Regions from separate parts of the Homo sapiens genome. Here all the other regions are linked to region 1. The links are chromatin loops, found by intact Hi-C in ENCODE. Cell type or tissue: mammary epithelial cell. All regions are shown on one strand. Region 1 overlaps ZNF385B (zinc finger protein 385B). Region 2 overlaps TTN (titin). Region 3 has its middle 48 kb from the start of EPCART.

Evidence for each region. A loop is a pair of places that touch in the nucleus more often than their neighbours do. Peaks named below come from ENCODE experiments on the same cell type or tissue, not always from the same donor. Only the 100,000 strongest peaks of a DNase experiment are listed, where the experiment ranks them.
Region 2: a loop joins it to region 1, with 14 times the contacts of the local background. A loop is called at or near these places in 16 of 110 quality-filtered maps.
Region 3: it touches region 1 in a loop (14-fold over the local background); 6 of 110 quality-filtered maps call a loop at or near these places.

The regions. Positions count from the first base shown.
Region 1 is chr2:179,747,531-179,755,530 of GRCh38, forward strand. The region is part of intron 3 of ZNF385B (zinc finger protein 385B); the gene reads right to left. Among named protein-coding and RNA genes, the nearest start is that of MIR1258, 110 kb to the right of the region's middle. In mammary epithelial cell, a CTCF peak has its summit at 3,849 (motif pointing left); no DNase peak of the experiment used is centred here.
Region 2 is chr2:178,792,040-178,800,039 of GRCh38, forward strand. It overlaps TTN (titin), which reads right to left. Exons shown (of 363, transcript NM_001267550.2): 5 at 7,786-7,871; 6 at 7,448-7,692; 7 at 2,883-3,213; 8 at 2,360-2,512; 9 at 1,365-1,502; 10 at 33-158. Among named protein-coding and RNA genes, the nearest start is that of TTN, 11 kb to the right of the region's middle. In mammary epithelial cell, a CTCF peak has its summit at 4,220 (motif pointing right); no DNase peak of the experiment used is centred here.
Region 3 is chr2:180,073,643-180,081,642 of GRCh38, forward strand. No RefSeq gene overlaps it. Among named protein-coding and RNA genes, the nearest start is that of EPCART, 48 kb to the right of the region's middle. In mammary epithelial cell, a CTCF peak has its summit at 3,862; no DNase peak of the experiment used is centred here; H3K27me3 peaks cover 120 bases.

The DNA of each region.
Region 1 (8,000 bases):
CCTCACCCAACACACACATAAACTTTCCTTCGAAAATAGTCATAGGAATAGTTCATGAGAGATTGTATGCCTAAAAATCTTTTTATTATTACCACACATGAAGCTCCCTAGTAATAAGATAAAAGTTTAAAATTAAACCAGGATATTTGATTATACGCCAATCCCTTATCTAAAACCCTTCGGGCTTGATGCATTTCAGAATTCAAACGTTTTCAGATTTTAGAAAGGTAATACTCTACGTATGCCAGGAATTATATAATGCCTCCAGTGGCAGATGTTATATAATGCCGCACTGGGGTCTGGGGCAACAACTCTATAATCAGACACATTAACATTCTATAGCAAAACCTGTGCATATTCATACTCATTGGGATAAATAAATGCTATAATTTAAGCTCACATTAGTTCATGTCACGTTTTCCCATCAATATGAATTATAAAATCTTCCAGTTCTCACTGCTTCTTGGATTTCGGAAATTGCAAGTAAGAGATTGTGGACTGTATAAATGTTTACCTAAACTGCTAGAAAGTTATGGATTGGGAAATGGTACCTAAGCAGATGTTCTCTTGCTTAGGCAAGAAATCTGGAGGGTAGTGTTACTTTAATGGATGGGCAAAAATATGAGGGAAGGTGCTGTTAAGAATGAGACACAAAGCAGAGCAGATATGTGGCAATAATGCACGATGACAAAACTAGGACATGGAAAAGATAGGCAAGAAGAAGCCACTTAAAATGACTGAATCAAAAAAAAATACAAAACATAATAATAATAGTACTCATTGATCACCTAAACTCTATACCCACTAGTGTGAAAGGCACTTGACATAAGTATTTTTTTAGCAACCTACCTTAATTTTCAAAAGGAAATTTTAAAAGGACACATGTATTTCAGAGGGAGGCAAAACATTGGGTTATCTCACCCTCTTCTCATTGTACCCAAAAGCAAAATATCCATAATGTTAAACAGTGCATGTGACACTGTCAGACACAAACAAAAAAATAACCTTTGCCTTATGAAGTAAAGATTTCTGTTTTATTTGTATATGCTATAAACTACTTGCAATAGAGGTTCTTTAAAATCAGTTTTAGAAAAAAGTAGCAATATTTTCTGCCATCAAGAGCCAACTGTTTAGTTTTAAAATCCATTTTAAAAACAAATGTTCTCAAAAAACAAGAATAATGTGTTGCATTTGCTTGGAGTCTTTCTTATGACTACACTTCCCAAATAAATACTTTTCTTTCAGTACATTAAAGAACTTTAATATAGCAGAGCATTGACACTACACTTAAGATTTTGGGTCAATAGAACATCCGCTGTCTTCAAAGAGCATTTCCTGGGTGCCTTTTGGGGCCTAGACCTGCACTGGGGAAGTGTCCAGGTGGCATTTATGTGAAGAGGGGTCTTTCTATTCACTGAACAAACTAGACTGGAATGTGTGGCTCTTAGTATCTAGAACACAATCACAAAGTCATTTTCTATCTGAAGAAGGAAACTGCATTTATTTTTTTGACAATACAACATAATTTGGTGAATTCTTCTTTTTTTTAGCAACCAAAATGGTGCCCTGAAGGTTTGATGGAGTTACAGCAGCTTCCAAAAGTAACTTACTATCCTATAAGATGAGTAACACTTCAGGGCTATGATTTAAAAAAAAAGCTCCCTATACCTTTCACATCAAGTCCATTAAATAATAGATAAATACTCAGTGTCTACAGGACAACAGTCTCTGGATTGCAGTGCAGGCTCACCAGAGGGCAAGCTCTTGAAATGAAGTGTGTTAACATTATGTGTGAGTGCCAGCACACTCTGCCCATTAAAAAGTACAATATCCAGCCCTTCCACCTCCTCCAAACTCCATGTAATCAGAAGAGCAAATATGTTTCACAGCTGGCCCAAAAACCAGCTCGAGAAAAACCATTAGGTGCCAAGGACATATACCAACCATATGGTCAGCTGTAACATTCCAGAGGGATGTCTAACCCAGAACACTGTCCAACAGCCTCCTTGGCTGTAACACTGTTAAGATGTGAAAGTCAAATGTCTGTGTGAAGAAAGCTGGTCAGTCCAAGTGAAAATACATTCATCCCCCCAGTGGAAATTGAACTCACTAATTACCACTGGGCTTGGCTCACTACTGAAAACCCTTCTCCCCAGATTAGTTTAAAATGGGTAACACTTCTATTCCAGGCAGACACCAAGGTTTTAAATATGCCTTTGATGATTTAAATCACTCAGACATGTAAACACTTGCCATGATTGTCTAAGACTCAGTTTCCACACTGAAAGGTGTATTTGGTTTTCAAAATCTAAAAACCAAGACTTAATATTAAGCAACTCTTATCTTTTAATACATATAATATGTAAAAGTTTATATTCAGAAGCATTCTTAAAGAAAAAGATAATCCGTCCTTCACTAAAAAAGGGTCAACCACTCCTTTTAATCATTTTATCAAACTTCCATTCAAACTCTTTTATGTATCAATCCCTTAGAGTTCTGTACTTAATCCACACACTTGTATAATCCACACCCTTGTTTGACAGTTTTTAACCACATGTACAGAATATGGAGATGTTCTATAATGACTTTGCCAAGTCTATGTCAGGTATAGTTTTAGATTTCTGACACCATTGAAAACGGCTGGAGCTCTGTCTCAAATTCAAAGCATTTGTGCAGCAGGAGGTGGTTAGAGTTGTAACTTGAGACTTCATCCTATTTCCAAAATTCTCTACTCTCATTCCCAAGGAACTTCAATCTCAATAAACCCTACAATATCAGTCTCAATTAAATTTATCTGGGGAGAACAGATAAAGGGTACCAACTCTTATCCTTGCTTTGAAGAATAGAGTCAGGATTTTGTAAAATACTTGGAAACTAAACAGTGATCAATTCTCAGTAAGACAATGACTTAGAAAAGTATATCAGTATTCCTTCTACTATATGTATCATCACCAGGTCTGAAGTACTACAAGTGAGAGACAATTCCTGAGTGCTCTTATAAGGACCTGTGACTTATACAAAGAAAAGCGGATGCCCTATTTTCAAAGGTGTAATCTGACATATTTTGACCAAGGCCTTTTCCCCTTCTAAGTCTGTCCCTTCACTAAAAACCATAAGTCATATGGGCTCTATCCAATACATGGATTGTATAATAATTATTCTATGAAACGAGTTTTCTGAACTTACTAATTAAGAGGTTTAAAGAAATAAGTATATTGTAAATACTTTAACCCACCTACCTCACACTGAAATGATTTACTTATCTAGTGCACTTACTGGTAGAAACGCAATGATTTGTTATACATTCACCATGGTAATTATATTTGCAAAAGTCAGATATTTTGGTTGAATGATAAATGGCAAGTTGATTCATCAAAAATTAAGTGAAAGCAAGCATTTAAAACTATGTGTTTCTACTGAAAAGGTAAAATACATTATCATACTGATGCATTCTAGCCTTGTCTCTAAATCTGTCATGCAAACCAAAGGTTGCATCATTTAAAATTAATGTTCATTCCTGATATCTCTTAAAATGGAGATTTTTTCCAGACATGGACAATATTAATATATTTAAGTAGTAATTTTTATTCCTGAAAACTAAAGAAAGATCTCTCCTGCTCTTCCCACCCTCCCCACCCCCTGCCATGTCTCCCCTACAGATTCTGCCTACTGCATACAAGGTGCTCAGTCTTTCAAATGAGCATGATCCTGCCCACACATGCATGTCCACACATCCTCACTCCTTGGTGTGGTATTTCTTGCTTTCCATACTCATTAATAATAAGTTCCATCAGAATATTGATGTGGGCAAGGGAGTGAAGAAACTATCATACTTTCAATATACTCATGGCACCATCTTGTGGTAATTCTGTGGTATCGCGTTTTCAAGTTTAATTTTTAAAGTTCTTCAAAAATTTCTGGGAAAACATATTTGAGGATAAATTTAACATTTTAAATATGCATGAGATGCAATGTGATAAATCTGGCCTATGTATTTAAAACCCTACACACATATTTTAAGAGTTATAATACCTATCATTAATGTCCTGACCCCAGAAGCCATTTAATACCAATAACTGTTTCTTGAATGTAGAATAGGAATGAAATTAAGAAATCTTTAAGGGAGACGGGGAAAACAATAACAGAGGATCCTGGGGGCGTCAAAGAACAGTACAGACTATAGCAGCAAGAAAAAAATAAAATTATGTATAACACTCCAACTGACAACCCATTTTCCAATCCTGCTGTCCATTCCCACATCCAAACTACTACTCCACTTCCTGCTGCAAAATACCCAGGTTTTATTACCCTTATCTTCTCCCCCATCCAAAATGTCCTGACTTTAAAATCTACTCAAGCTCATTTTAAAATCTCTTTTTTTAATTTATTTACTAATTGAATTTTAGTTTCTTTTTATTATTATACTTTAAGTTCTAGGGCACATGTGCACAACGTGCAGGTTTCTTACATATGTATACATGTGCCATGTTCGTGTGCTGCACCCATTAACTCGTCATTTACATTAGGTATATCTCCTAATGTTATCCCTCCCCCTCTCCCCACCCCACGACAGGCCCCGGTGTGTGATGTTCCCCTTCCTGTGTCCAAGTGTTCTCATTGTTCAATTCCCACCTATGAGTGAGAACACGTGGTGTTTGCTTTTTTGTCCATGTGATAGTTTGCTGAGAATGATGGTTTCCAGCTTCATCCATGTCCCTTCAAAGGACGTGAACTCATCATTTTTTATGGCTGCATAGTATTCCATGGTGTATATATGCCACATTTTCTTAATCCAGTCTATCATTGATGGACATTTGGGTTGGTTCCAAGTCTTTGCTATTGTGAATAGTGCCACAATAAACATATGTGTGCATGTGCCTTTATAGCAGCAGGATTTATAATCCTTTGGGTATATACCCAGTAATGGGATAGCTGGGTCAAATGGTATTTCTAGTTCTAGATCCTTGAGGAATTGCCACACTATCTTCCACAATGGTTGAACTAGTTTACAGTCCCACCAACAGTGTAAAAGTGTTCCTGTTTCTCCACATCCTCTCCAGCACCTGTTGTTTCCTGACTTTTTAATGATCGCCATTCTAACTGGTGTGAGATGGTATCTCATTGTGGTTTTGATTTGCATTTCTCTGATGTCCAGTGATGATGAGCATTTTTTCATTTGTCTGGCTGCATAATTGTCTTCTTTTGAGAAGTGTCTGTTCATATACTTCACCCACTTTGTGATGGGGTTGTTTGTTTTTTTCTTGTAAATTTGTTGGGAGTTCTTTGTAGATTCTGGATATTAGCCCTTTGTCAGATGAGTAGATTGCAAAAATTTTCTCCCATTCTGTGGGTTGCCTATTCACTCTGATGGTAGTTTCTTTTGCTGTGCAGAAGCTCTTTAGTTTAATTAGATCCCATTTGTCAATTCTGGCTTTTGTTGCCATTGCTTTTGGTGTTTTAGTCATGAAGTCTTTGCCCAAGCCTATGTCCTGAATGGTATTGCCTAGGTTTTCTTCTAGGGTTTTTATGGTTTTAGGTCTAACATTTAAGTCTTTAATCTATCTTGAATTAATTTTTGTATAAGGTGTAAGGAAGGGATCTAGTTTCAGCTTTCTACATATGGTTAGCCAATTTGCCCAGCACCATTTGTTAAATAGGGAATCATTTCCCCATTTCTTGTTTTTGTCAGGTTTGTCAAAGATCAGATAGTTGTAAATGTGTTGTATTATTTCTGAGGGCTCTGTTCTGTTCCATTGGTCTATATATATCTCTGTTTTGGTACCAGTACCATGCTGTTTTGGTTACTGTGGCCTTGTAGTATAGTTTGAAGTCAGGTAGCGTGATGCCTCCAGCTTTGCTCTTTTGGCTTAGGATTGTCTTGGCAATGTGGGCTCTTTTTTGGTTCCATATGAACTTTAAAGTAGTTTTTTCCAATTCTGTGAAGAAAGTCACTGGTAGCTTGATAGGGATAGCATTAAATCTATAAATTACCTTGGGCTTTATGGCCATTGTCACGATATTTATTATTCCTATCCATGACCATGGAATTCTTCCATTTGTTTGTTTCCTCTTTCATTTCGTTGAGCAGTGGTTTGTAGTTCTCCTTGAAGAGGTCCTTCACATCCCTTCTAAGATGGATTCCTAGGAATTTTATTTTCTTTGAAGCAATTGTAAATGGGAGTTCACTCATGATTTGGCTCTCTGTCTGTTATTGGTGTATAAGAATGCTTGCGATTTTTGCACATTGATTTTATATCCTGAGACTTTGCTGAAGATGCTTATCAGCTTAAGGAGATTTTGGGCTGAGACGATGGGGTTTTCTAAAGACACAATCATGTCATCTGCAAACAGGGACAATTTGACTTCCTCTTTTCCTAATTGAATACTCTTTATTTCTTTCTCCTGCCTGATTTCCCTGGCCAGAACTTCCAACACTGTGTTGAATAGGAGTGGTGAGAGAGGGCATCCCTGTCTTGTGCCAGTTTTCAAAGGGAATGCTTCCAGTTTTTGCCCATTCAGTATGATATTGGCTGTGGGTTTGTCATAAATAGCTCTTATTATTTTCAGATACGTCCCATCAATACCTAATTTATTGAGAGTTTTTAGCATGAAGGGCTGTCGAATTTTGTCAAAGGCCTTTTCTGCATCTACTGGGATAATCATGTGGTTTTTGTCTTTGGTTCTGTTTATATGCTGTATTACATTTATTGATTTGCATATGTTGAACCAGCCTTGCATCCCAGGGATGAAGCCCAGTTGATCATGGTGGATAAGCTTTTTGATGTGCTGCTGAATTCGGTGTGCCAGTATTTTATTGAGGATTTTTGCATTGATATTCATCAGGGATATTGGTCTAAAATTCTCTTTTTTGCTGTGCCTCTACCAGGCTTTGCTGTCAGGATAATGCTGTCCTCATAAAATGAGTTAGGGAGGATTCCCTCTTTTTCTATTGATTGGAATAATTTCAGAAGGAATGGTACCAGTTCCTCCTTGTACCTCTGGTAGAATTTGGCTGTAAATCCATCTGTCCTGGACTTTTTTTGGTTGATAGGCTATTAAATATTGCCTCAATTTCAGAGCCTGTTATTGGTCTCTTCAGAGATTGAACTTCTTCCTGGTTTAGTCTTGGGAGGGTGTATGTGTCCAGGAATTTATCCATTTCTTCTAGATTTTCTAGTTTATTTGCATACAGGTGTTTATAGTATTCTCTGATGGTAGTTTGTATTTCTTTGGGATCGGTGGTGATATCCCCTTTATCATTTTTTATTATGTCTATTTGATTCTTCTCTCTTTTCTTCTTTATTAGTCTTGCTAGTGGTCTATCAATTTTGTTGATCTTTTCAAAAAACCAGCTCTTGGATTCATTGGTTTTTTGAAGGGTTTTTTGTGTCTCTATCTCCTTCACTTCTGCTCTGATCTTACTTATTTCTTGCCTTCTGCTAGCTTTTGAATGTGTTTGCTCTTGCTTCTCTAGTTCTTTCGATTGTGATGTTAGGGTGTCAATTTTAGATGTTTCCTGCTTTCTCTTGTGGGCATTTAGTGCTATAAATTTCCCTCTACACACTGCTTTAAATGTGTCCCAGAGATTCTGGTATGTTGTGTCTTTGTTCTCATTGGTTTCAAAGAACATCTTTATTTCTGCCTTCATTTCATTATGTACCCAGTAGTCATTCAGGAGCAGGTTGTTCAGTTTCCATGTAGTTGAGTAGTTTTGAGTGAGTTTCTTAATCCTGAATTCTAGTTTGATTGCACTGTGGTCTGAGAGACAGTTTGTTATAATTTCTGTTCTTTTACATTTGCTGAGGAGTGCTTTACTTCCAACTATGTGGTCAATTTTGGAATAAGTGCAATGTGGTGCTGAGAAGAATGTATATTCTGTTGATTTGGGGAGGAGAGTTCTGTAGATGTCTATTAGGTCTGCTTGGTGCAGAGCTGAGCCAAAGTCCTGGATATCCTTGTTAACCTTCTGTCTCATTGATGTGTCTAATGTTGACAGTGGG
Region 2 (8,000 bases), 960 kb before region 1:
AAACTACAAAATATTTAGAAAATCAGACTTACTGCTTCTTGAGTTACTTGTTTCTGTTTCTTAGTAATTTCTTCAGAAATTCTAGTTTCTTGTTCTTTGGCTTTAGCTGCGGAAATTACTACCTTTGGTACAAATGTTTTTTCAGTTTCTTTTCTTATCTGCAAAGAATGATTTAAGAAAAAACTTTATTTCCTGATGCCCAATGAAATAATATGGTGTTTATTAAATATAACAACATAGGAATTTGAAGATGTAAAATCCCTTTTCTGCAGATGTCACTAAATAAAATAAATAATCCCATGTTCATAAATAAGATCATGCTCTTTCTCTCCTTAAACTGTAAATTATGTAGGCTGCTTAGAGAAAACAAAGTTGAATTCAACACTTTGTTTTGAACAGCAGAATTGTAGTCTTCTTTAAAATGACTTCCAATGTTTACAAATAGATCTATGGCAATATTATTCTGTACTAATTCTGTCATCTAAAGGTAATCTTAGAATATATATCAGAATGGAAGACTTTAGAAGTAATTTTGTCTGATCTTTTTATTTTACATGTGAGAAATCAAGCATGGATAATTTATAATCTGCATTTATACAATATTTTTGTTTTGTCAGTTTTCCTAAATACTGTGAAGAATGCTGTTTCCATCTGGGCACCTAAGGTATATGCGTATGTAGGGGGACAGTTTTCTCTATTTGCCTCTTTGCCATTCTCAAATATCTCATCACTGAAACACAGGATCTCAAGGCTGAAAGGGACTTGAAATTCATCTTCTCAAACCACCCAACTGCCAACTGGTTCCACTGGCCAAGAGCTCTACTAACTGGCATTTTCCAATCTGTCCCCAAATGCCGCCAACCATGGGGCTGTCCTTTTCACCTTTTCTGGTCATTTGGCTTGTTAAAGCCATGCTGTCCATTCCACTTCAAACTCATGTGCAAATGTCTTCCGAAGGAGCCAGGAAGCAGTTGCTAAGATTTCTAAAGCAAAGTGAGTTCAGTGTCTCCTCCACTTTTCCCCATTCCTGCCTCAGCATCTATTTCTTCCTCCTGGTTTTAGCCATCTGTCCTCTCCCTATAGTCTTATACTTAGTGCATCCCCAGATCAATGTGATGAGACCCCTGTTTCTACTCCTGGTGTATGTTCACAGAGTTCTTTTTCATACTCACAAGGGGAGCATTCAGGGACACTACCAAACTTTGGTATCCAGTACCCAGAAATTTACACATACAACAAGGGGATCTTATTAGTATGCTAACAACCATGTGGCCCAAGGAACAACACTCTTCATGGTAAAGGTGATTATCTGTGTTGACCCCTGTAAGAACCTCAGTGAATTTAAAATACAAACCCATTTTCACCTGCTCATGAGTTACGTGCATCTGCTCTTGCTTTGTGGTAATTACTTCTTTGGTTCTTGATTTTAATTCTTGTTCCTTGGCTTTATCGGCGGCCACTACTACCTTAGTTACAGCAGTCTTCTCCGCTTCCTTTCTTACCTGCTTTTCATAGAGAAAGGAAGAAAACACCTTAATGCATCTTACATAAAAATTAGTTCAAGACCAGCCTCGCCAACATGGTGAAATCCTCTACTAAAAAATACAAAAATTAGCTGGGTGTGGTGGCGCACACCTGTAATCCCAGCTACTCACGAGACTGAGGCACAAGAATCACTTAAACCCAGGAGGCGGAGGCTGCAGTGAGCGGAGGTCATGCCACTGCACTCTAGCCTGGGTGACAGAGCGAGACTCTGTCTCAGAAAAGAAAAAAAAGTTACAATAATCTGTCAGGATTTAGACATAAATGTCACACAAGAGGATAAGGAGGAAAGCTGGAATGATTTTAAACTGTAACAGAAAATCTATTCAAATGCGAGGTGGGACATTATCCTGGATTTATGACACTGTTCCAGCTATGAATCAAGTGTCATGTTTGTTTTGAGAAAAGTAAAAACAAAAGTCCTTTGGGGAAACTTAGAGAAATGTAATGCCTTCCCTGAAATAGTAGTTTCCACATCCAGTGTGTGCAGTGACTGAGCTCTGGAATTGACTGGTCTCTGTTTCTCTGGCCACTCTTTGCCTTCCTACCTTGAATACCATAGTTGACTTTTGCCTGCTCATATAGCCCAGGTATTTCTGGCCTACTCTGCTCTTGTGATACTCACATTGTCAACACCTTTGACATCTCCGACCACCTTTTGCTCAGAAAGTTCTAAAAGTCTGGGCCCTGCTGGGCTCAAGGCTGTCTTCAGAATGAATTGAGCACAGCTGCATGCCAAGCTCAGTGGATGGTGGTTGAGTTAATGTGCACTGAAGGACGTGGCTCTGCGGGTGCCCCATGGCAGCCTCGCACGTACCTGTTCTTGAGCAGGTTGGATGTGCACAGCAGTCGTGGTTGTCCTCTGAGCAGTCTGCTCTACAGCGCTGATCACTGGTTCTCTCACTCTGGCCATATCAACGGCAGCAACAACAGTCGCAACAGCTGCACTTTTGTCAGCATCTTGTTTCACCTAGATTAGAAATGACCAAGTAGATTACTTTTTTAAATGACATGCCCAGTAGAAAATAAAAAAGCATACTGGAAAACTGAGCCACCTAGAGCAAAATACACTCATACATAAGCATTTATTATTGCCAAGAAATACAGAGACTGTATCATTAAAACCTGTATATTATGGAAACTTCACAGATTGGAGCTTTTGTCCTAATTAAAAATGGTTTTACAAAGCATGACTACTGAATTTGGTCTTCAGTTGCTGCTATATTTTTATGTTCATATGCATTTTTCCTCCAATTTATACAGACTGAGTTTCATGGCAGAAATCCAGTTGGAGAAACTAGAATGTGAAATAAGGAAAAACAAAACCATTCTGACAGTACCTCTTTAGCACCAGTGGCAACAGCCTCTGCTGCGTAGCTAGCACTGGCCGACACACTGGCGGCAGCACCCGCAGCACCACTGATGGTCACTTGCTCCTGGACACCGTATCTCCCTTCCCATCTCTCTTCTGTCCTGATCTGAGTAGAGGTTGTCAGCGTTGTCTCTCTCATCTCAGCCTCAGATGAGGAGGCCACGTAGCCCTCTTGCTTCCAAGGGGGAGGCACTTCAGGACCTGTGGCCACGGTGGATGCCTGAGTCTTACGCATGAGCAATGGAGACCTAACAGACCTGATGGGGGATGTGGAGATTCTTGCTGCTGGAGACACGGACCTGAAAACCAAAAGGCAGAGGTCAAGAATGTCAAAGCAAGGAGGGGTAACTGGATGTGAATCATGAGATGAAAAGCTGGAAGTGCTTTAAGGCAGAGTTTTAAAATGTGTGCCTCCATAACCCATTCAGAGGGTAAATAATGTACTTGGAAGTAATTTGTTTTAAATCTCAATAAACCTATTCTTATCTGCTGTAACCCTGTAAGAGAATCAGCTTTAATTCCAAATAAGCTGGAGATTTTGTGCCTTGCACCTTCTCACATTAAAAAAAAAAAAAAATCACAACAGAAAAAGCTACTTCTTTAATATGCAGCCAAAGGAAAGACATGTCAAATCCAGCAACCTCTGTATTCCAAATTCATCTCTGTATTCCAATTCTGGGGGGGTTAGAGGATGTCAAATAGGTGTTATAAGAAGAAAGGTTTCTGTAATCAAAATGCTTGTGCCACTCTTGACTAAGCAGCTTAAGCCATTTTTTTTTTTCCCCTGCAGGACTTCCCACAGCCTTTACTATGTCAGTATGCCTTGTGAATTTCCAGGACAGGGGGACACATCCTCAGGAAGCTTTCTGCAGCATGTTGCTGGGTACAGGTTGTGCAGTGCACTTTGCAAATTGCTGCTTTAGCCGAAGTGTTTGTGGACAGCTACTTTTAATTTCCTCCATATTTGTTTACACTCGCCCCCCTTGTATTGCACTCTGGACTTATTTTAAATATCTTTAGAGTTATTGTGGGAATTGACTAACTTAAAAACTAATGATTCTGTGATTTTTGGGTAAATTGATAAAGTTGCTTCTTCCAGAATAGTTTTCATTGTTTGCTTTTTAGGTGTATCCAAAGTGCAAGTAGCATCAGTTGAAGAATTTGGGTGCTAAATCCCAGCACTGATGGCCAAAAAAGACTATTTCTGATCTATAGCAATAATTCTGGGGATTGGCCAACTATTGTAAGGTAAAATTTTTTTCAGAACTGATTTAATTCTTAATAAGGCTTATTACATTTTCCTCTCTAGGTGGCAGTATTGCCCTATCATTGCATTTTATTAATTCTGCATATAAGAAAATGTTTATAAATGCATCTTGTCACTATCTAGGATATTTAGCTTACACTGATCATACATGAAATGATTATTCTAATTAAGCTCAAGGTACAGTTGATATTTTCTCTAACTTACAGAGTACCCTAACAGTACATTACAACATTAACCAGTTTCACGAAGAAATGTTTATTTTCTCGAAGAATGGCTTTTTTTGTGTGAAAATCCATTTACATTTTGTAAATGAAGTTGTAATCAAACTAAAGGGAAATCTAGGGAATAAGCCTCTTTTCTGAACATGACTGCCTTTGAAATATAACAAAAACCAAGTTAGAATAATGTGTGGTTTCCACTAACTGAAGAAAAGCAAAGAGACATGTGCTTTTAAGTTTCACCCTGTGCCTTGTTCTTGCTGTACTTAGTAAATGGGTTTAATTCAAAAAGAGTTAAAGACATGATTAGCATGACATGACTGATTAACAGCAGGACACAGGTAAGCCCATAACTGTGAAAATCATTGTAATTTTGGTCATTATAGGAGAGTGCTTATTTCTGTACTTACAACAAAAAATAATCACCTGGTCACAGCGAGATACAATGCACCTTATTCAATGAAATATGTTTGCCTTACTCTACAACAAAAATCAAGATTAAACTATGAGATATTTAGGAAGCAGTCTATCTTTGATAACCATTATTTTCTCTGCAAATTGGCATTTTATTTCTTAATTATTGGAAAGCAAAATTTTGGGGCAATTTGGATGGTTATTAATGAACTTTCAAAACTGCTAAGATGGTCAAAATGCTCCATGGGATCAGGGACACTCCATGATTCTAAATGACCCTTAGGCTTGGGTTTTAAAATATAGTTAGGTTGTTATCTCCTCAAGAAATTGCATTTGGCTTGTGTTGTGATTTCATGGTGTGCAAACTTGGATTTAGCCTGAGACTGAACATTTTTTTTTATTCGACTGCTAGACATGTTTTTTAAAGTAAGCTTTTTGTTCAAGGTTTCATGTTAGTGTTTGCCAATATCTTTACATTTTTGTGGCTAAAACAATAAAAATTGGAAAACATCTAGCATTTTTTTTCACATGTTTATTGGACTTTTACATTGCCTCTTATGTTAAATACTTTTTTGTATCTTTTGTCTTTTTTTGTGTTGCATTTTTTTCCTTTAAAAATTAATTTGTGGATGATTTTTAATGCATTTAGTGCATTTATTGGTTATTTGTCGTAAGTGTTGCAAACATTCCCCCAGATCCATTTCTTTTAATCCATTTCAATATTTTGCTTGTTTATGGGTCTTATCCAGCATAAGCTTACGTAATTTTGTATGTTATATACTGTTTCTAGGCTGGTGTTGTCTACCTTGTAGCCATTTTATGTTTATTGTGATACTTTTATGGCAGAGGCAATGAAGTACCTTGAGGAGGAGAAAGGTCTTAAAATTTTTTCACAAGTGCTGTTTGGTTTAGAAATGACTTTTTGCTTTTGCCATACATACATGTTGATTTTTATGTAGTTGAATCTGTAACTGTCTTTTTAAAAGCTTTCACCCATAAATGCTTTTGCAGATTGTCTTCTCTTTTTTTTTCATTTTTTAACTATTTAATCAAGCTGAAATTTATTCTGTAAATAGTGAGAGGCAGAGGTTTATGTTTGTTTGCTTCCAGATGGATAGCTAATTGGACCAGCATTCTTTATTAAAATACCTCTCCCTCCCCTGAATTGAAAGGCCACTTTGCTTTTTGAATTCCCTATATACTTGGATCTATTATACTTGGATCTCTTTCTGGACTCTCTGTTTTGTTCCCCTGGTGTATTTTTCTATTCATTTACCAATACCATACTGTTCTGATTATAGTAACTTTACAGTATGTTTGAATATTATTTAGGTCAACTATCTCCTTATTATTCTTTTATAAAAAATTTTCTTGGCAGGGAACATCCATGTGTTTTTTATTTCATTTAAATTGATCAATAAACACTTCTTTGCTCAAATTTTGTACATTTTTCATTTCATCATATTAAAAGTTTCATCATGATAAACTAAATCCCAAACTTTCAAAACTGTTGTGGACAATTTACACTTGATTATATAATTTCTGAGCCCTGATCATGATACATGATCACCTTCTAAAATACTTCCATATTAAGTAAGCATAGAAGTCCATTTTATTTTCTAGATAAAATAACACAAGCATATGCAAAATATTTAAAAGGTTTTACTTACCATCTGAATATAAGAATATTGGCATAATTATTTTCTATTTACAAGGCACTTTCAACTAATTATCTCATTGAAGCCCCAAAATGCAGCTTGAGATCATTCTTATTGTGACTCTCTTTAATTTACAGATGACACAACTGAAACCTTAAATAAACTGCTTAACTTCTTTAATTCCAGTTACCTATCAATAACATTGAGGATAATAATTCTTACAGGTTGTGAACATTTAATGAGATAATGTATGTATAGTTCCAATCTGATAGAGGAAGTGATCCATATATAATAACAATTATTTTATTATTTATACTTATTGCCCTAAATCAAACTGTTAAGTGATCAGGCTGATTTGTCCTTAGGGCTTTGAACTCTAACTTCTGTGCTCTTCTCCTTTCACTGTGCCATATTTTGGCCCCTAAAGTAGATATTTATTACATGAAATATAAATAAGAATTCAGAAGTTTATAAGGGTCTTCAATTTACCTGTGGACAGTGAGGATTTGTGAAAATCATATTCAGTAACTTCTTGGTTTACCTCCTTTGTCACCTGCTACATTTTTGAGTGCATGAAACTTACACGGGAGGAGGGCAGGGAAGTGCTGGGAAGAGAAGTGCGTGGTCCCTAGCGAGGCCTGTGCCCATGGACCTAGGTGAGGACAAACACTCCTGCCTTCCCGCCCAAATGTTGCATTTCCCAAGATCACCCTGACCTGCCACGCCCACACCCTATGCCTATAAAAACCCCTGAGACCCTAGTAGGCAGACACACAAGCGGCTGGATGTCCAGAGGAACACGGAGCCCCACAACCTGCCCGTTTGTATGCTCCCCTAGAGGTTTGAGCAGCGGGACACTGAAGAAGCGAACCACTCTCCGCGTCGCATGCCCTGCGAGGGGGACAAGGGAATCTTTCTCGTTTCAAAACCTAGTTCCAAAATGTGCAATAATCTGCTCTCTCTATGGCAGCTTTACCTGACCGGAGATGGGGTCGGTGCCCGCACGTGTCTGACCGGGGAAGGGGAGTGTCTTATGGGCGATGGGGACTGCTGCCGAGCCAGCTGTGCTTTGGCAGCAATAGACGGTGGTGTTGGGGATCTTGACTTTGGCTTCGGAGGAATCCTGGGAGGTGTTTTATGTGGCAGCTGTTGCCCAGCGGCACCATCTATGACCATCTCAACTGTTGCAATTGATCTGGCATCAAAGTGGGCTTCAATCTTCTGTAAAAGATTAAAACAAAGCCCACGTTGAGGAGGAATAGCTGGGGACGCAACAGCCTGAAAGGCTTGAAAACCAACAGTATAGAAAAATACCTTTTCAATTCGGGTTTGTCTTGATTCTGAGATCTGAGCAGTCGAAACAATTGTCTTTGTCTTTTTAGCAGGTACTTCTTCTTCACCTGTGGGAAGGGAAAGATGAATGTTTGGGAGGGGGCACAATGACCCATTTTAAAAGAGATTCTGTTAATTCTGACTACAAAGTCAAAAAGATTTTCTGGATATCCCAATGGAGAAAATTGCAGAAAGTT
Region 3 (8,000 bases), 330 kb after region 1:
TGGAAGTCCTAGCCAGGACAATCAGGCAAGAGAAAGAAATAAGACATCCAAATAGGAAAAGAATAAATCAAACTATCTTTCCTCTGACGACGATATGATTCTATACCTGGAAAACCCTAAAGACTCTGCCAAAGAACTCCTGGAACAGTTAAACAACTTTAATAAAGTTTCAGGATACAAAATTAATGTACAAAAATCAGTAGCATTTCTACACACCAATAACGTTTAAGCTGAGCCAAATCAAGAAAGCAATCTTATTTACAGTAGCCCCCCCCACCCCACACAAACAACTCCAGGAATACATTTAATTAAGGAAATGAGATCTCTACAAGGAAAACTGCAGAAAACTGTTGAAAGAAATCATAGACGACACAAACAAATGGACAAACATTCCATGCTCACGAATTAGAATCAATATTATTAAAATGGCCATACTGCCCAAAGCAATCTATAGATTCAAACATAATTTTTTTTACAGAACTAGAAAAAACTATTCCAAAGTTCATATGGAACCAAAAAGGAACCCTAATATTGGAAGCAATCCTAAGCAAAAACAAAGCAGAGGTATCACATTACCTGACTTCAAATTATACTATAAGGCTACAATACCCCAAACAGCATGATACTGGTATCAAAACAGACACATACACTAATGGAACAGAATGGAAAACTCAAAGATGAAGCCGTACACCTACAACCATCTCATCTTTGACAAAATTGACAAAAATAAGCAATGGGAAAGGACTCCCTAATCAATAGATGGTGCTGGGATATCTGGCTAGCCACATGCAGAAGAATGAAACTGGACCCCTACCTGTCACCATATTCAAAATTAGCATGGATTAAATATTTAAATGTAAGCTCAATATATAGGAATTGTAGAAGAAAACCTAGGAAACACCATTCTGGACGTTGGCCTTGGGAAATAATTTATGACCAAGTTCTCAAGCAATTGCAACAAAAACAAAAATTGACAAGTGGGATCTAATTAGATGAAAGAGCTACTGTACAGCAAAAGAAGCTATTAGGAGAACCTACAGAATAGGAAAAAATATTCGCAAACTATGCATCTGACAGAGGTCTAATATCCAGAATCTATAAGAAATGTAAACAACTCAAACAAATCAAACAATCCCATTAAAGACAGGCAAAAGACTGAACTTCTTAAAGGAAGACATACAAGCAGCCAATGCCCATGTGAAAAAATATTCTACATTACTAATCAGAGAAACGCAAATCAAAGCCACAATGAGATATCATGTCACACCAGTCAGAATGGCTATTAAAAAGTCAAAAAATAACAGATGCTGGCGAGGCTGAGAAGAAAAGGAAATGCTTATACATTGTCTATGGGAATGTAAATTAGTTTAGCCACTGTGGAAAGCAATATGGAGAAGTTCTCGAACTTAAAACAGAAATACCATTTGACCCAGCAATCCCATTACTGGGATCTAAAGGAAAATCATTCAACCAAATCTCAATCTCAATCTCTCTCCTTTATTTACAACAGCAAAGACATGGAATCTACTTAGATGTCCATCAGTGGTGGATTGGATAAAGAAAAAATGTGGTATATGTACACCATGGAATACTACACAGTCACAAAAAAGAAATCATGTCCTTTGCAAAAATATGGATACAGTTGGAGGTCATTATCCTAAGTGAATTAATGCAGGAACGGAAAACCATGTAACACATGCTCTCACTTATAAGTTGAGAGGTAAACATTGGGTACTCATGGACATAAAGATGAATAATAGACACTGGGGACTACTAGATTGGGAAATGAAGGGGAGAAGGATTGAAAAGCTATTTGATACTATCTAGTCTCAGTACCTGGATAATGGGATCAATCATATCCCAAACCTCAGCATCACACAATATACCCAAATAACAAGTCTGCACATATACCCAAATCTAAAATAAAAGCTAAAATCATAAAAAAATTCAAAGGCCTCTTAAAATGGTTGTAAGATTACCTAATACTAATTTTAATGAAAATGTCAGCAATTGTAGTCAGAATTTTTTTTTTTTTTTTTTTTTTTGCGACAGAGTCTTGCTCTCTCACCCAGGTTGGAGTGCAACAGCACCATCTCCGCTCACTGCAACCTCTGCCTCCCGGGTTCAAGCTATTCTCCTGCCTCAGCCTCCCCAGTAGCTGGGATTAAAGGCTCCTGCCGCCATGCCCGGCTAATTTTTGTATTTTTAGTAGAGACGGAGTTTCACTGTGTTCTCCAGGCTGTCTCAAACTCCTGAGCTCAGGCAATCCACCCGCCTCGGCCTCCCAAAGTGCTAGGATTACAGGCGTGGGCCACCACGCCCAGCTGTAGTCAGAATGCCTTTAAAGCACATGCAATTTCTGTCATGTTATGAAGCTTCTCAAAGTCATCTCATTACTTAAGTCACAGTGGAGGGATTGGAGCCAGCTGAAGCCAGAGTTGTGAAGTTCTGCTTAGAACTTCTATATTTGGTTCTCCATTTACTTTCTTGATGGCAGTACACCCACACTCTTTATAGGCATATAATGCTCATATATAGCCCTCTATATAAAAATCTGTTTGCAGATAAGAGACAGCCATACTTTTATTTAAACAAACTGGTGATTCATTGTATGCCTTTGACAGATATTATAAAACAAGTTTTCTTTGCTGCTATTGGTGATCATAGAAGGCAGATATCTAAACATATAAGACCTTACACTTTGCATCAATCTGATAGCTGCTTTCATAATATTGTAATGAATTGATGAACCAAAGAAAGACCTTGTGCATTATCTAGTTCAGTTCCTTTATGGGGGTGAAAGTGGTGGGCAGTTGGTGAGTGGGGGTGTAGAGGACCCTAAGACCCCAGAACAATGCACTTTTCCCAGCCTCAGAGGTGTAGTGGCAGTGAAGGATTGGAATCCAGGCTACCTAAAAATACTAGTCCAGAATTCAGCCTTGTGATAAGTAGCGTAACATGTATTTAAATGTACAGGCTCTGGAGGTAGACCTTCTAGATTTAATTTTGGTTCCATCCAGCCCTTGCCATTTATTTAACCTGTGCCTCAGTACGAGCGTCTATCTCACAGTCTTGGTGAGAATACATGAGCTAAATGAAGCTTAAGATAGCCTGGCATAGTGAGAACTCTATAGATGTTAATGACACCATGTTGCCTTAAGAAGGCTGGTCTGCTTTGCTATTTGACCTATATTTAGAATCATTTAAGCTGTTGGTAGTTCCATCTCATGCTATAGTGTTATGTATTCTACTTTTTCAGGCCATTAGAGAGGTTATTCTCATTGGCTTATGACTCGACCCATGAATAAAATGCCATTAGGGCTGCCATAAAAAGTATTGGGCTATATATCTTTGGTAGTTGTGTGTAGTAAACTGAGGTTCCTATAATCCAGTGCTTTAAGCATGGAGTAGGGAATTCTTTGCAAGGATTCCTGCTGCCTGTTTCTGGGGAAACAACCATTTTGTCTACTTGATATTTCCCAAATGGACTCTATTAGCATGTTGAGGTAACACTTTATTCTTTTTTTACACTTAATTGCTACTGCTGTTGAAGCAGCAACATGCTCCCTAACCTCCTTCTAGCATGAAGACAGCTTTATGCTGGGGCCAGAACTACGTATTTGTTTTTTCTGTTCTGGTTGGTAACATTCCATCTCTAGTGCTGGGTTAACCCATGAACATTTGATTTTAGGAATTATTCGTGTTTCCAGAAATGTAAGACTGACTTTTTTCAATAGCTCTGAGTTATAGTTGAACATGGAGGCTAAATTATTTTGATCTTGACATCATTAAAAGGTGTTCCTCACTACCTCAGTGAATTACATTAGTCTGTGACAGTGAATTTTTTTAGAGAAATACCATCCCCTTGTGGTATAATGTGGTACACCATTGGATGAGGATAATTTAAGAAATAAAACGTTTGTAAATTCTCAATTCTCTGTAAGTATAGCAAATCCCTCTTAATAAGAACATTAAATAATGTATACTGTGTGCAGTACTTTTTTCACATTTCTGTTATTAACAAGTAATAACAGAAAAAAGACGAGTGTCCATTCCCCAGCATCCTCCTAAAAGCTAAATCTTTATAATATTTAATATTTATAATTTAATACTTAATATTTAACTTTTGCCAACTGGTGAAAATTTTTATGTCAGTTTTATGTTTTCCTGATTAGTTGTGAAGTTGAGAATCTTAACATCTATTTACCATTTATTTTCTCCTCTGAAAATTGCTTGTTCACTGCTTTTGTTTTATCTATTGAGTTTGTTCTTGTCTTTTTCTTGTTGGTCTATAAGAGTAGTTCTTATATTTAGGGTTTTAACTTTGGTATTTTATGTATTGTAAATCGTTCTTTTCTTTGTTTACTTGTTTTAATGTTTGTGAGATCCTTTTTTGGACAAAAGTTAAATATTTTTTATATTCAAATATGTTAATCTTTCTCCTTACAAAAGCTGTGTTTTCATATTCCCTAGGAAGCTCTTCCCCATTCCATGTTTATAAAATTTTCATCCAATGTGTTTTATGGTTTATGGTTTCTTTTGCTTTTCTTCCCAAATGAATGGCTAATGGTCTAAATAATGTTTATTCAGTAGCTTACCTTTTCCACACTGATTTGAAAATGTTACTAGTATCTCAAGATCTAAATTACCCTATAATAGTTTTTAGATATGCTTTTTATATCTTGTGGGCAAGTTTGTATTCTTTGTTCCTTTTAAAGTATTTTGGCCACCCAAGTACTTCTTCTTTCTATATAAATTTTAGATTCAGATTATTTGGTTTTAAAACATCCTGTTAAAATCTTATTCATACTGTCTCAATTGTTAATTTGGCAAGAGTACATATTTAAACCATTGAGTCTTCTTATCTAGAAATTTGGTATATATCTTTCCATTTATGTTCTTGGTACAATTGAATATCTACTGTAAAAACATTGGTTGTCTACCCCATGCTAAAAAATAAATTTCAGATGTAATAGAGAGGTAAATATAAGAGTCGTATGACCTGTCTTCACACCTTTTATTAGAATCTTTCTTAGATAACTTATTTTTATTCTATTATCTATTATCTATTCTAAAATAGTGGCACCTATTTTGTTATTTTATAATTGACCATTGCTAATATGTTAGAGATCTATTGATCTTTAACATTTTAATCTTTATTGGTTCCCTACAGAACTTTCTTCTTAGTTTTTATTATTTCTTGGCTGATTGTCTAAAATTAATTCTTCCATAAATAATGGTATTTACCTCTTTGCAATGTTTTTTTTTCTCTTGCCTCATTACACTGGGGACTTCTAATATAGTTTGTAAAGCAGTGTTGCTAGAAATGTTCCTGATAGTTATTAAATTTCAAGAGGTGGGTGGATCACCTGAGGTCAGGAGTTTGAGACCAGCCTGGCCAACGTGGTGAAACCCTGTCTCTACTAAAAATACAAAAAATTAGCCGGGCGAGGTGGCGGGTGTCTGTAATCCTAGCTACCCGGGAGGCTGAGGCAGGAGAATCACTCGAATCTGGGGGTCGGAGGTTGCAGTGAGCCAAAATCACATCACTGTACTCCAGCCTGGGTGACAGAGCAAGACTCCATCTCAAAACTAAAAAATACTCCATCTTGTTTAGGGCTTTTAATTTATATTTTACCAAATTTTATACTATTTTTTTGAGTCAGTGTCTTGCTTTTTTGCCCAGGCTGCTAGAGTACAGTGGCACAATCACAGCTCACTGAGGCCTTGATCTCTTGGGCTCAAGTGATCTTCCTGCCTCAGCCTCCTAAGTAGCTGGAACAACACACACACACCATCATGGGTTCTTAAATTTTTTTTTTTTTTTTTAAGAAATGGGGTCTTGCTTTGTTGCCCAGGCTGGTTTCAAACTCTTGGCCTCAAGCAAACCTCCTGCTTCAGCCTGCCTAAGTGCTGGCATTACGGATGTGAGTGTATTTTACTAAGAAAATTTTTAACAAATTTTATTAAGCTTTTTCTTGACATATATGATTCCATTTTTTTGATGCTTTAGTATGATATAATTAATTACATTAATAGTTTGGCTACCTTGAACCACCCTAGCGTTTCTCGGATAAAACCCAAATGGTCAAGATAGATTTTTAAAAATCTGCACTTTGGATTTGATTTACCAATAATTTGATTATCAATTTTGTACCTATGTCCTTAAGTTAGCCGCCTTGTTTTGAGCTATCTTTGGGCTTCACCATAAGGATTGTGAAATACCTTAAAGAATGCTTTAAAAAGGTTTCTATTTTATACTCAGAAAAAGTAAGTTTATCTACATAGAAATTGTTTCTTGAAAATTCTTAAAACTATCGGAGCTTTTTTCCTTCATTTGAACATTTTGCAGTTTTTCTGATTATTGACATATTCAGAATTTTTTCATTGGATTGGCATAATTTTGACAACACATGTTCGTACAGAATTTTTTTCAAGTTAAAATGATCAAATTTAACTGGTGGTACATCATATTTTACTACTATTACAAATATATTATGTCTGCAGTTTTATTTTCTTTTGTATTCTTAATATTATGTAGTAATGTTTTTATTCTTTTTATTTTGATCCCACAGGTAAGGATTATTTTATCCAGCTTTTTAAAATGTGGCTTTTGGCTATATTGATGTCATTATGTCTATTTCTACTTTTATTAATTTCTTTACTTTTTTAGAACTTGTTTTGTTATTAATTAGCTTTTTAAGAATTTTATTTTTCATTTTGATTTGTAACAAGTACAACTGAAGCTATCGTCCACAGATTATTGCTTTGACTTACATCCCACAAGTTTTGATATGCAATGCTCTCATTTTGCATTTTTCTTTCCTTCCTCTCTCTCCCTCTCCCCTCCTTTTTCCCTTTCTTCCTTTCATCCATCTTTCTATCCTCTTTCCCTTCATTCCTTTCCCTTTCCTTCCTCCCCTCTTCCCTTCTTTTCTTCCTTATATTTTTAGAGTGAAGGAGGCTTATTAGGGAGTGTCCTTGGGATCAACACGTGCAGAAGGGAAGGAAGGGAAGCAGAAAAGGGTAGAGGGAGAAGTTAAGCTGCAACACAGGGCCCTAGCTGTACCCCCGGGGAGCAAAAATGGTCTGCTAGAGTTGTCCCAAGTTTGGACAAAATGACTGGGCTATTATATTCCTGCCTTGATCAATCATCAGGTGTGGGCTGTTCTTTGACCTTGAGCAAAGTTCTTTGCTTAACCTGAGGCGCTCTGTGAAGGGGCTGGTAGATTAAAGCTGTTCGCTGACAGCTATCCAGTAACCAGTGCTTCCTTGAAAGAGACTGAGAGTGCATCACCATGTCTACCACAGTTTAAAACATGCTTAGCATTTGTTTTGCTTACCATTTCTTCCGATGAGACTCCTTCTTGAAGTGCGTCAATTAGAATTTCCTTCAGTAAAGGTACATTTAATCAAATATGTTTTATATCACCCTCATTCTTAAAAGGTAGTTTGGCTGGGTACAAAAGTCTGGCTAGGTTTTTTGTGTTTTCTCTTCTCACTTTGAAGATACGATTTCATTATCTTCTTACTTACACTGCTACTATTTAGAAATTCTGGTCTCTGTCATTTCTTTTTAGCTAACCTATTTTTTTCTGGTTGCTTTTTCGTCTTTGGTATTTTACTGTTTCACTCTAATGTGTAAAAAAAAAAAAAATTAACATTTCCTCTTACCTGATCACATTTGTCCCTCCTGCATCTGTATTTTCCTCATTAAAACAATTTCCAGGCATATGTACACCTTTTCATTTTATTACCTATGTCTTTCTATTTCTTTGCTGTCTCTATGGCTCTTTCTCTCTGTGTGTTTATCTCTTAGTAACTTTAAATTTATGTATTTGTTTTTAAACTTTAGATTCAGGAGTACATGTGAAGGTTTGTTACATATGTAGACTTGTTACTGGGGTTTGTTGTACAGATTATTTCATCACCCAGGCATTAAGCCCATTACATACCCAATAGTTATCTTTCAGCTCTTCTCCCTCCTCCCACCCTCAACC